Regions from separate parts of the Mus musculus genome. Here region 2 is linked to region 1. The links are chromatin loops, found by intact Hi-C in ENCODE. Cell type or tissue: left cerebral cortex. All regions are shown on one strand. Each heading gives the region's core, and the rest is flanking DNA. Links, peaks and the distances in the headings are about the cores only.

Region 1 (5,374 bases), core at 375-5,374:
GGAGGAGCTAGAGAAAGTATCCAAGGAGCTAAAGAGATCTGCAACCCTGTCGGTAGAACAACATTATGAACTAACCAGTACCCCAGAGCTCTTGACTCTAGCTGCATATGTATCAAAAGATGGCCTAGTCGGCCATCACTGGAAAGAGAGGCCCATTGGTCAGGCAAACTTTATATGCCCCAGTACAGGGGAACACCAGGGCCAAAAAATGGGAATGGGTGGGTAGGGGAGTGTGGGGGGAGGGACGGGGGGGACTTTTGGGATAGCATTGGAAATGTAATTGAGGAAAATACGTAATAAAAAAAATAATAATAAAAAAAAGAAAATGGGAAGATGTTTGAGATACTTAATGAAATTTTTTTGTTTCATGTTTAAAAAAAAAGACGCTTAACACTTCCTACTTTCCCAACAGAAACAGAGCCCTCTTGTTCATCCTCATTCAGTAGATTTTCGGTTTTGTTACTTTGTTGGTGCTCTTAGTGAACAGCTGGAATTATGTAAGGTTTGGTGACATTAAATAGCTCAGATCGGAAAACATATTTTTGGGTGATCATTTCACAACTTCCTCCATCCTCACTGCCCGACACAGTAGTGGAGTCAGGAGCAAAGCATGTAGCAGAAGCTCCAAAAGGAGACCTGGGATCCAGCTGAAGAGAATCCATGTAGACAGAAGAAGTGGGGTTGTTTTTTACTACAAAAACGCTCTTGACACTGGGGAAGTTGACAGTTTACTTTGTTAATGAAATGACAAGATGATCCAGTAACCACCCAGGAGGCAAATGATGCACCACAGACATTCTCATAAAACCAAACCAAACCAAACAAACAAAAACCTGATAATCAAGAATCACAACCAGAGGGCTGGCGAGATGGCTCAGAGGTTAAGAGCATTGACTGCTCTTCTGAAGGTCCTGAGTTCAAGTCCCAGTAACCACATGGTGGCTCACAACCATCCATAATGAGATCTGATACCCACTTCTGGTGTGTCTGAGGACAGCTACAGTGTACTTATATGTAATAAATAAATAAATCTTAAAAAAAAAAAAAAAGAATCACAACCAGGGCTGGGAGTATAGCTCAGCGTGCGGGTCCTGGGTTTGATACCAATGTTGTAATTAAGTTCTTACTGTCCTGTATATCGATGATGTACTTTGTACACACAAGTAGGTTTTATATTTAAACATACAAGGTGAGTGTGTACATACCACCTTTAAGGAAAAATGCGATACTTTAAATGTCTTTTAATTTCAGAATTGGTCATTCAAATTTTTCAGCCAACTTAGCCAAAGATGCTTCTTAGTTTGATCCTCCTTTCTTCGGGTGCCCTCTATGGTCCTTTTTTGGTCCTTGAGTCAAGGCACGAGTCCACATGGTCCAAGTATTCAAGTCACTAAATCCTTAAAAGGTGAGTGTCTTGTCAAGTCAAAGGATAGTAATTACCTACAAGAATTTACCCTTTTTTAAATGATATAAATCTATTTAGAGAGGGCCACAGGAATGAAAGGAAAGACAGCTGTTGTGCTTTCAAACTACAATTGCCACAGGAAGTCACTCCATTTCTCAGATCCCTGCCCTACCTAATCCTTATCAGTTGTAGGGCAGTAAGATTAAAAGAGTGCTCTAGCCAAACCAAGTGCAGCATGAATAGTAATCAGAAGTTCACAACTTAACTAGTTTGCTAGGTCAAAACTTCAAGATTTATAATCTGTTTGAGCCACACTCCAGTAACTAGGTTTTACAGAACATTTTTATCTTCACTTAAGATATGTTTTGCATTTCTGGATATAGCTTTATTATAATGTAGTGGAAACCTTAAGAGAAAACCGAATAAAAAATAAATTAAAGGCTCGTCTAATAGCATTTATAGTCAAATTTCTTATGCAACTGACTGCAGAATAGTGTTTGTTTCTTAAAGACAGAGAGTCACTAGGTTGCCCTGGTGTATGCCAGGTCCATCAAACTGGCCTCAAATTCAAGACTCTCTCGGGTGTGGACCCTGCCCCACATACAAACTAAAGTCATTGAATTCACTGAGCCTCAAAATTATCTCTTTAGTTTTTGGAGTTGTTTGTACGTGTGGGTTTTGTTTGGGGTGGTTTTGCTTGGGTTTGTTGGTTGTTTTGTTTTGATATAGTGTCTATGTTGCTCTAGCTGTCCCGGATCTCACTAGGTAAACCAGGATGGTCAGAGATTCCCCCACAACCTACCCCCACCCCACCCCCGCTTCCAGAGCGTGGAAATTAAAGGTGTGTACCACAACGCCCGACTAAAACGATCATTTTTATGTTCTAATGCCATTAGTTTCAAGAAGTAAATGAACTGCCGCTTACAGAGTCTGAAATATAATGCCTGCTAATATATCTGCTGACTACTATTTGGTGATGGAGATCTTCGTGATACCTGAGATTTTGGTTTCCCAGTAGAGACGTAAAGTGAGGAGTCACTGTGACCGCTAGGGAACCTCAAACTCAAAAAAGGACTGCTTAGCTCAAAACTAGCTAACGGCACAATAATGCCGAGAGCCAGGAATCTACACTTTAGCCCAGGGACAGGCCACCACCATCCGGGAACTAGTAACGCCTGCTTGTTGTTCCGAGGCTGGGCGGCGGGAATCCAGAGCACTTGAGGAAGCCTGATGTTAAATATCCCTCAGGCTCGTCCACCGCCACACTCGACAGCCTCTCCTAACGTCAGGAACCTCACGCCGCCTCATAGGCTTGGGTCCTGGCCTCCATCCTATCGGAGACAAACCCGCGCTTTCTACTTCCAGGACGCAGCCATATTGCTGTACGGAACTTGATTCCAGGAGGGCTCGGGCCGCTCCGCCCGGACAGCCCTACTCGTCCTAGATGCCAGCTTCCCGGACAGGGCGGGACTCCCTTCGGGTCACCGACGCTAACGACGACCTGGGAAGAGCCCAGAGCTCGCTTGGCCCCCGATGCGGACACTTCCGGCGACGAGGGCGGGCGCTGAGCGAGCGCGCATGCGTACTCGCCGTCGCAGTCCTGACGTCAGCGCGGGCGGAAACTTTAAAATTCAAACCGCCTTGGGTTGACGGAAGCGGACGCTCTGGTTTGGGCGGCTGTTTTCGTGTGCAGTCGTGCGGTTTACGGAAAGCTGGGCGCCGGGTCTCGTTGAGAAGCTGAGCGAAAGGTAACTGCTGAGATGGGATCAGCTCTGTGTTAAAATGGTCCGCGGCGCTGGAGCTGACTGTTGCGAGGGAGCTGGGGTGGGATCTGCCCGGCTCTGCAACGTTTGTAGCGGGAGAAGGCGATGCTAACAGGTGGGGACTGACAGGGGGAAAGCTGATTGGTGTGTTGTGTACCCGTGCTGATGCTGCAACTTAAAAGCCTGGTATGGACATGACTGGAAACCAGTGAAATCATGAGAGTAAAACTAGGTTGAACGCAAGCCACCAAAACAAGGAGGGGTGTGGCTCAGTGCTCAGCGCTCAGCCCAGCTTGCTAAAGGGTCTGACTCTCCACCCCTAGCTCAAGACAAAACAACAACAATAAAAATGCGATCTGTCTAACCCTCTGTGGAAGCTAGGGCCGAGTGCATAGTGTCTGATGCTGCAGAGATGAAGACAGACTCCAACGTAGACATTATTTTGATACTTGTTTTAAAAGCGGGAGCAGCCTGTGTTGTAAACCGGATTGTTTATCTTTGTTGAAAGGTGTTGCAGTAAATCTCCAACCCAAATAAGCCCAGGCAATGAAAACACAACTTAATTAATATGAATACATGCTGTGCGCCTACATTGGGCAGATCTATCACTACACTACCATCTTCCCCATATAAGAGACCCCTTAGAACTTCTCCAGGCCAGGTGCTTCTGCTCTACTTTCCTTCTCCTCAGTCGTCCCCTCTCCTTTTCTCCCAAAACTTTCAGCTCCATCTTCCCCTCTTTTTTCTGCCTCGTTTTTTTCTACTTGAAGTTGCGTAGGTGTTCTTTGTAAGAACTTCGGTTTACATGGACAAATAAATATAGCATACAAGGAAACGATTGTTGTACAGAAACAAACTTAGTTGCTTTCCTACTAGAGGATAAAGATAATAATTGTTGCTCGTTGAATTGCTTGAGTCTGGAACATTTTCCTAACGCTGAAATCCTGAATTAGGTTTCGAGAATGAAGCGCAGTTCAGTTTCCACCTGTGGTGCTGGCCGCCTCTCTATGCAGGAGTTAAGGACCCTGGACCTCAATAAGCCAGGCCTTTATACCCCTCAAACGTAAGTGCCTCCCCTGTGCTTCTCAGCTGCTTACTTTACTGTCTAGAGAAAAAAAAAAAGTGCCAGAAATGGTTAGTACAAAAGTGTAAGTGATGTCTTGGTGACTCCTGTCTCCTCCCAGTAGTACTGGATTAGGGGGAGGGGGGCAATGAAATATAAAAGTGGACACGATGCTAGGTTTTAGCTCGTTGTCTCTCCAATTCCCATAGTCAGATTCTTTACTGGGCGTGCTATAAAATAATTGTCAATGCTTGCTTTCCTCTTATTCCTTTGTTATTAGCCGTTTAAGTAGGCACCATGGTATTACTCATTATTTATTAAGATGTTTCCAAATACTAAAGGTAGTAATAAAATGGAAGCAGATTTATTTGTTTTGGTGATAAGCTATAACATAATTTCCTCAAGTTTGGGGGCAGGTGTCCAAGGGAACGTGCTACATAGCTCGGTGTGGTCACACACACACCCCTACAATTCCAGTATTCAAAAGGCTCTAAGAAGAAGATGGCTCAGGGCTGGAGAGATGGCTCAGCGGTTAAGAACACTGACTGCTCTTCCAAAGGTCCTGAGTTCAAATCCCAGCAACCACATGGTGGCTCACAGCCATCTGTAATGAGATCTTATGCCCTCTCCTGGGGTGTCTGAAGACAGCTACAGTGTACTTACATATACTAAATAAAGCTTTAAAGAAAAAAAAAAGAGAAGATGATGATGATGATGGCTCAATGTGAATTTAAGGCCAGTGTGGCTATATAGTAAGTTCCCCAGCTTGTATAGTTCACAGAACAACCAACCAACGAATTTCTTATGGTAAACATCAGTTTTTCTCTCTGAGATTGCTCTTCCAGTTAACAGAAGGCTCTCTCTAACCCTATATCCTATAAAGTCTACATATAAGCTAGCTACTTAAAAAGCCATTCGTAAACACTTGTATTGATATAGTATAAGGCTCCACTACTTTTTTTGTTTGTTTGGGGTGTTTGTTTGTTTGTTTGTTTTTGAGACAGGGTTTCTCTGGCTGTCCTAGAATTCACTTTGTAGAGCAGGCTGGCCTCGAACTCAGAAATTTGCCTGCCTCTGCCTCGCCAACTGCTGGGATTAAAGGTGTGTACCACTACCGGTGCCTGGTGAGGCTCTACTATTAGA
Region 2 (5,374 bases), core at 225-5,224, 72 kb before region 1:
ATGGAGATAAAAAGCTACATATATGGCATCTTTAAAGGACTTATCCAGCTCTAAGTCCAGTTGTGGCGATCCTCTGCTCTGAGAACTTCTCTGTGAACGAGGTCACGCAGGGTAGTGTCTCTCCACAAATGGCACCCAATCTGAATCTTTCTGCCTCTTTGACTTCCCGAAGCTCACTGCTCTCCACATTCTCCCCAGCACAGATATAGGTGAAAGCCACTTTTCTTCCTTGTTGGGATAATAATGGATTATAGAAATTTGAAAAATCGCCGGGCGGTGGTGGCACATGCCTTTAATCCCAGCACTTGGGAGGCAGAGGCAGGTGGATTTCTGAGTTCAAGGCCAGCCTGGTCTACAGAGTTAGTTCCAGGTCAGCCAGGGATATACAGAGAAACCCTGTCTTGAAAAACCAAAAAAAAAAAAAAAAAAAAAAAAAAGAAAGAAAGAAAGAAAGAAAGAAAGAAATAAATTTGAAAAATTGGTGTGTGTGTGTGTGTGTGTGTGTGTGTGTGTGTTGGGGGGGAAGTGGAGGCAGTGGCAGTTCATGCCCTTAGGCTCAGCCTTTAGGAGGCAGAAGCAGTCAGATCTCTAAGTTCTAGGCCAGCCTGGTCTATAGAATGAGTTCTACGACAGCCAGGACTACACAGAGAACTCTGTCTCAAAAAAAAAAAACAAAAACAAAAACAAAAACAAAAACAAAATTGCAGAAAGGAGATATTGTCTAAAAAGTGACACTTACATAGACTGTGTCCATTTTGGGATCCTCTTCTCTGATCTCTGAGCAGAGGAACTGATACGGTAACTCAGTAGTTAAGTGACTTTGTGAGCTCTGTTCTCCCTGTCTCTGAGCATTGATCTGTTTTCATATTTTAAGCGGCATCACAAGCAAATGTACTTTGCCAGCAAGGGAAAAAGTACTATGGCTTTGTTTTGCGTCTTTCCTTTATCCGTTCCTTCAGGGCTCATGCTAGGATTTCAGGGATACAATCTGGGATAAGAGAGATCTATTCTCCGAACCCCAAAGCATAATGAAGCCTAGGAGACAGACACTGTGGCCAAACAATCCCGCCACAGTGTTAGTAATGGAAAATAGAAAGTCTCCTGAAATGGAGGCTGTGCTGGGAGATCTGCCTGTTTCTGCTTCCCTGGGATCAGAGTTGTGTATGTAAATATGCGCCATCATGCCCTGACTTAAAAGAAATAGTGGAGGGAGGGAAATGAATGCAACAAAATATGTGTGGGTATCAGAGGAAAGTCTGCTTTTCCACTGGAATCCTACCATAGATATCTAGTCATCAATCTCTTTGGCACGTACCTTTATCTGCTGAGCCATCTTGCTGTCCCCCTTTTAAACATGAGTTCTGGAAATCAAACTCAGATCCCAGTTCTTGCAAAGCAAGCACTTTTTACACACCCAGCTATCACCCCACCATTCCTTAGTCTTTAGAAAGGTGTATGGTACCATCAACAAGAGCTGCTGAACGTGGTCAACCTAGTTAGAAATCCCACCATCCCATTTCTCAGCTACCTTGTCAGGGGACTTGCTGACGTCGTTTAATCTTCTTTGTATAGTAGGTCATAAATACTGATTTCTAACTGAATTGCAAATTTTCAATATATGTGCATGGTACTGTCTGATTCTCAATAAACTTATAGGCAGGCTAATGATATTTAACTTTGAGTGCAAAAGGTAACTTCAGTTTTTTTGTTTGTTTGTTTTTGGTTTTTTGAGACAGATGTGCTGTTGTACAAATTTTATTTGTTTTTTGAGACAGGGTTTCTCTGTGTAGCCCTGGCTACCTGAAGCTCACTCTGTAGACCAGGCTGGCTTCGAATTCAGAAATTCGCCTGCCTCTGCCTCCCGAGTGCTGGGATTAAAGGCATGCGCCACCACACCCGGCTAACTTCAATTTTAGGAAGTGTTTATTGCTGGGCAGTGGTGGCGCACAGGAAAAGAAGTGTTTATTTGGGTAGGCGGGGTGGTTAAAACAGTTGTGTTGATTTTTTTTTTTTTTTTTTTCCTGTTTATTTTGTAGCTTAGCCATCGGATAGTCTCTGGCTATCCTGTAACCCACTATGTAAATTAGGTTGGTTCTGCCTCCCAAGTGCTGGAATGTGCCACCAAAATTATAGGAAGGGGGCACCTGGATTTGAACCAGGGACCTCTTGATCTGCAGTCAAATGCTCTACCACTGAGCTATACCCCCGGTGGCTACTGCCACCTTACTCTACCTTTGTGAACACTCTAGACCTCGGGCTGAGGCTGACCAGAGAGTCCCTAGCCATTCGAAATAGACCTCCCAGTTATGAGCAAGGTGTGCGGGTCAGCAAGCAGTGCGTCCTATGACGCCTGACCAACGATTTTTCTGGGCTAGATGACTTTGGACTCTTGGGGATGATGGGTGACGGTCCTGTCCACCACCACTAGTGACTTAAACCTGGTTAAGACTGTCCAGGTTCCACGTCTAGTCTTCCCGGGTCTTCCTGTCCCTGGGCGGCTAGCGGAGATTGGTGAGCAGTAAGTAAACTCTGTGCTTTTGCCACTCGCGGAAAGCCAGGATTTTAGCCCGGAGGCCAACGAGCCCTAAGCTCGGGCCACCGCATGTGCTGGACGCCAAGGCGGTGACGCACTCTGTCGGCGACGCGGGGGAGCCCACAGCCTGCACTACCCCAAAACCGGGCAAAGGGCACGGCGGTGGCTACGTCACACGTGTGCGACAGCACCTGCTCCGGACGTCAGGCTCTCTAAGGACGACGTGGTTCTTCCTTGTGAGGTTGAGGCGCCCGAGAGGCGATCAGAGCTCAGAGCCGATTCATTCCTGCTTGACTTTGGGTCGGTGCCTCGTGAGCGAGCTCATTTCCCGGGGTTGCGGGTCCTTGCCTGGGGACACGCGAGTTGGAGAGCGCGTGCACCGGTCGTTCCCTTCCCGTGCTGCCCGCGTCCGGATCGTCGGGACCCGGTTGTCTCTAGTATGTGGAAAGGCTCGGGCTGGGAACTTCGAGGGAGGAGTTACCCCCTCGAGATCCGGAGGACCAGAGCGGAGAGCAGGGCCACTGAGACCCTACAGGATATGACTCCGAGGATCGCGTGCTGGACACGAGTGGCTACCGAGCCCGGAGAGCTTCGCGCTGCCTCCTCCTGGTCCCTTTCCAGAGGACTCTTTTCAGTCGGGGATGCTTATTAAAGCTCTGGCGGGAAAGAGAGAATCACAATTAAAGAAATTAGTCCTACTCTGCAACGTCGGACACTTTAATAGTAACTGGGGAGCGATTGCGTTCAGGGAGATCGAGGACAAGTATCCTGGCCAGATCCTGACATGTTTTCCCGGTAAGAGTTCTCTGCGGAGGCCACCTTTGGAGGACTCTGTATATTGATGGAAGAGGGAACGCCGGAACCTATCCCAAAAGTATTGTCATGGGAATTAGGTGTGTGTGGGTTCCAGGAAGGGCGAGGACGGACGGCGCACTACCACAGTCCGATGAATGTTCTCATCACCGACCTTTGGAGTTTTTCAGCATGTTGGATTTTTAAACATGTTCAGGTACTGATAATTTTAGAAGGAAACAGAATTTACATTTGATATTTGCCACTCCCTTATCTAAAATGAAGATTATGCCAGTTTACTAGCAGAATGGTATGGACTCGCTAAACAGAGACGTACCTGTTTGTTCCCCACAGCTCTGAAGCGTATGGGTATTGATCTTAGGATGTTGAACTGTTTGGGGGTACATTTTGTAGTACCATTGTAATAATACCATATTTTTTTGTTTTTAATATTTGGGGAGTGGGCCCTGAATGAGAACTTGCAAACAGTGTGGAGGTCAGAGGGTAACTCTCCCAGAGTCTCTTCTGCCACCTGGGATCCTGGAATAAATTCGGGTTACCAGGCTTGCCTTCGTGTCTACTGGCTGAGCCATCTCGCAGGCCCTGTGGCAGTATTTTAATAATGATACTTAATAAGGAATGTTACTGGAAATCCATTATCGCATACATATTTGTATTAGGGTTAGGGATGTAACTTAGTAGTAGAAGGCTTGCCTAGACTGCACCAAAAGCCCTGCATTCCTTTCCTCAGGGAGCGGCACATAAATGGCTATTCACCTCAGTTAGGACACCAACAGACCATTCCATCCAAGTCCAGTTTGTTTGGTTATTGGGGTTAAAGCCAGTGTGATTATTGAGTTCAGTACTGCTGTGTAGACATGCCAAGGAGTCTGGAAAAGCCCCATCCAACCATGGATGACTCCTTCCTAAAGTCACAGCCCTGGAGTCCCAAACCCAGTAAACCTACCTCTTGTAAGCTGTGCCACCCTAAGACCATGTGAAACTGCCATGGGGAGGCGGGGAAGTTGGCTGGTTTGGGTGGGTGAGCAGGAGTTGGTGGCTAAAACACACACCCCCTGCCCCACTTCAAGGAGGGAAGGTGAATAGGCCATCCATGGGATTTTTGGGGGTCTCAGTTGAATAATCACAGCTACTCTGATTTCAAGATTACAGAGGTCCTATCTGCCTAAAGGATGGAGTTCCATTACACTCTACCCCAGCCCCACAAAAGGCAGCAAAGCCATGCAGATGTTTCACCACTAGTGAAACTAGTGTCTAGGCTCTTTAGCTTTTAGACAACTAGCAGGCTATTGTGGTGAATGCCTTAAGCACATAGCAGGCAGAGGCGGGAAATGCATTGTGATTTTGGGTTAGCCTAGTCTACATAGCAAGGTTCTAAACTCCCTAATATTATAGTTCTAAATTAAAAGTTAATAGTTTCCTTTCCTCCTCTCTTCCTCCTCCTCTTCCTCTTCTTCCTCCTTCCCCTCCTCTTCCTCCTCCTCCTCCTTCTTCTTTTTCTTCTTCTTCTTTTGGATAGGGTTTCTCTGTGTAGACCTGGCTGTCCTGGAACTTGCTCTGTAGACCAGGCTGGCCTCGAATTATTAGATCCATCTGCCTCTGCCTCCTGGGATTAAAGGCATGTGACATCACACTCTGGCAAATAAAAGTTTGTTTCCTTATATATTTTATGTATAAGTGCTTGTATGTATGTCTGCACATCAGAAGAGGACATCAAATCCCAGTACAGATGGTTGTAAGCCACAGTGTGGTTGTTGTGAATCAAATTCAGGGCCTCTGAAGATCAGAGCAGCCAGTGCTCTTAATCACTGACCATATCTCCAGCCCATCTCTTCTCTCTTCTCCTCTTCTCTTCTCTTCTCTTCTCTTCTCTTCTCTTCTCTTCTCTTCTCTTCTCTTCTCTTCTCTTCTCTTTCCTCTCCTCCTCTCCTCTCCTCTCCTCTCCTCTCCTCTCCTCTCCTCTCCTCGTCTCCTCCCCTCCCCTCCCTTCCCCTCCCCTCCCCTCCTCTCCTCTCCTCCTCCCCTCCT

What was found. Hi-C counts contacts between places; a loop is a spot of excess contacts. Peaks named below come from ENCODE experiments on the same cell type or tissue, not always from the same donor. Only the 100,000 strongest peaks of a DNase experiment are listed, where the experiment ranks them.
Region 2: a loop joins it to region 1, with 4 times the contacts of the local background. A loop is called at or near these places in 5 of 42 quality-filtered maps.

What each region holds. Positions count from the first base shown.
Region 1 is chr17:71,524,490-71,529,863 of GRCm38, reverse strand. It overlaps Ndc80 (NDC80 kinetochore complex component), which reads left to right and starts at 3,007. Exons shown (of 17, transcript NM_023294.2): 1 at 3,007-3,153; 2 at 4,122-4,231. The coding sequence starts at 4,131. It also overlaps a transcript of Spdya not described here and the pseudogene Mettl4-ps1. In left cerebral cortex, for the core only: a CTCF peak has its summit at 2,458; DNase peaks (open chromatin) are centred at 2,005 and 2,828; H3K4me3 peaks cover 1,364 bases; H3K27ac peaks cover 1,016 bases.
Region 2 is chr17:71,596,104-71,601,477 of GRCm38, reverse strand. It overlaps Trmt61b (tRNA methyltransferase 61B), which reads left to right and starts at 2,717. Exons shown (of 6, transcript NR_027952.1): 1 at 2,717-3,542. It overlaps n-TCgca52 (a tRNA gene), which reads right to left and starts at 2,207; the gene lies at 2,136-2,207. In left cerebral cortex, for the core only: no CTCF peak of the experiment used is centred there; DNase peaks (open chromatin) are centred at 2,266 and 2,694; H3K4me3 peaks cover 2,144 bases; H3K27ac peaks cover 843 bases.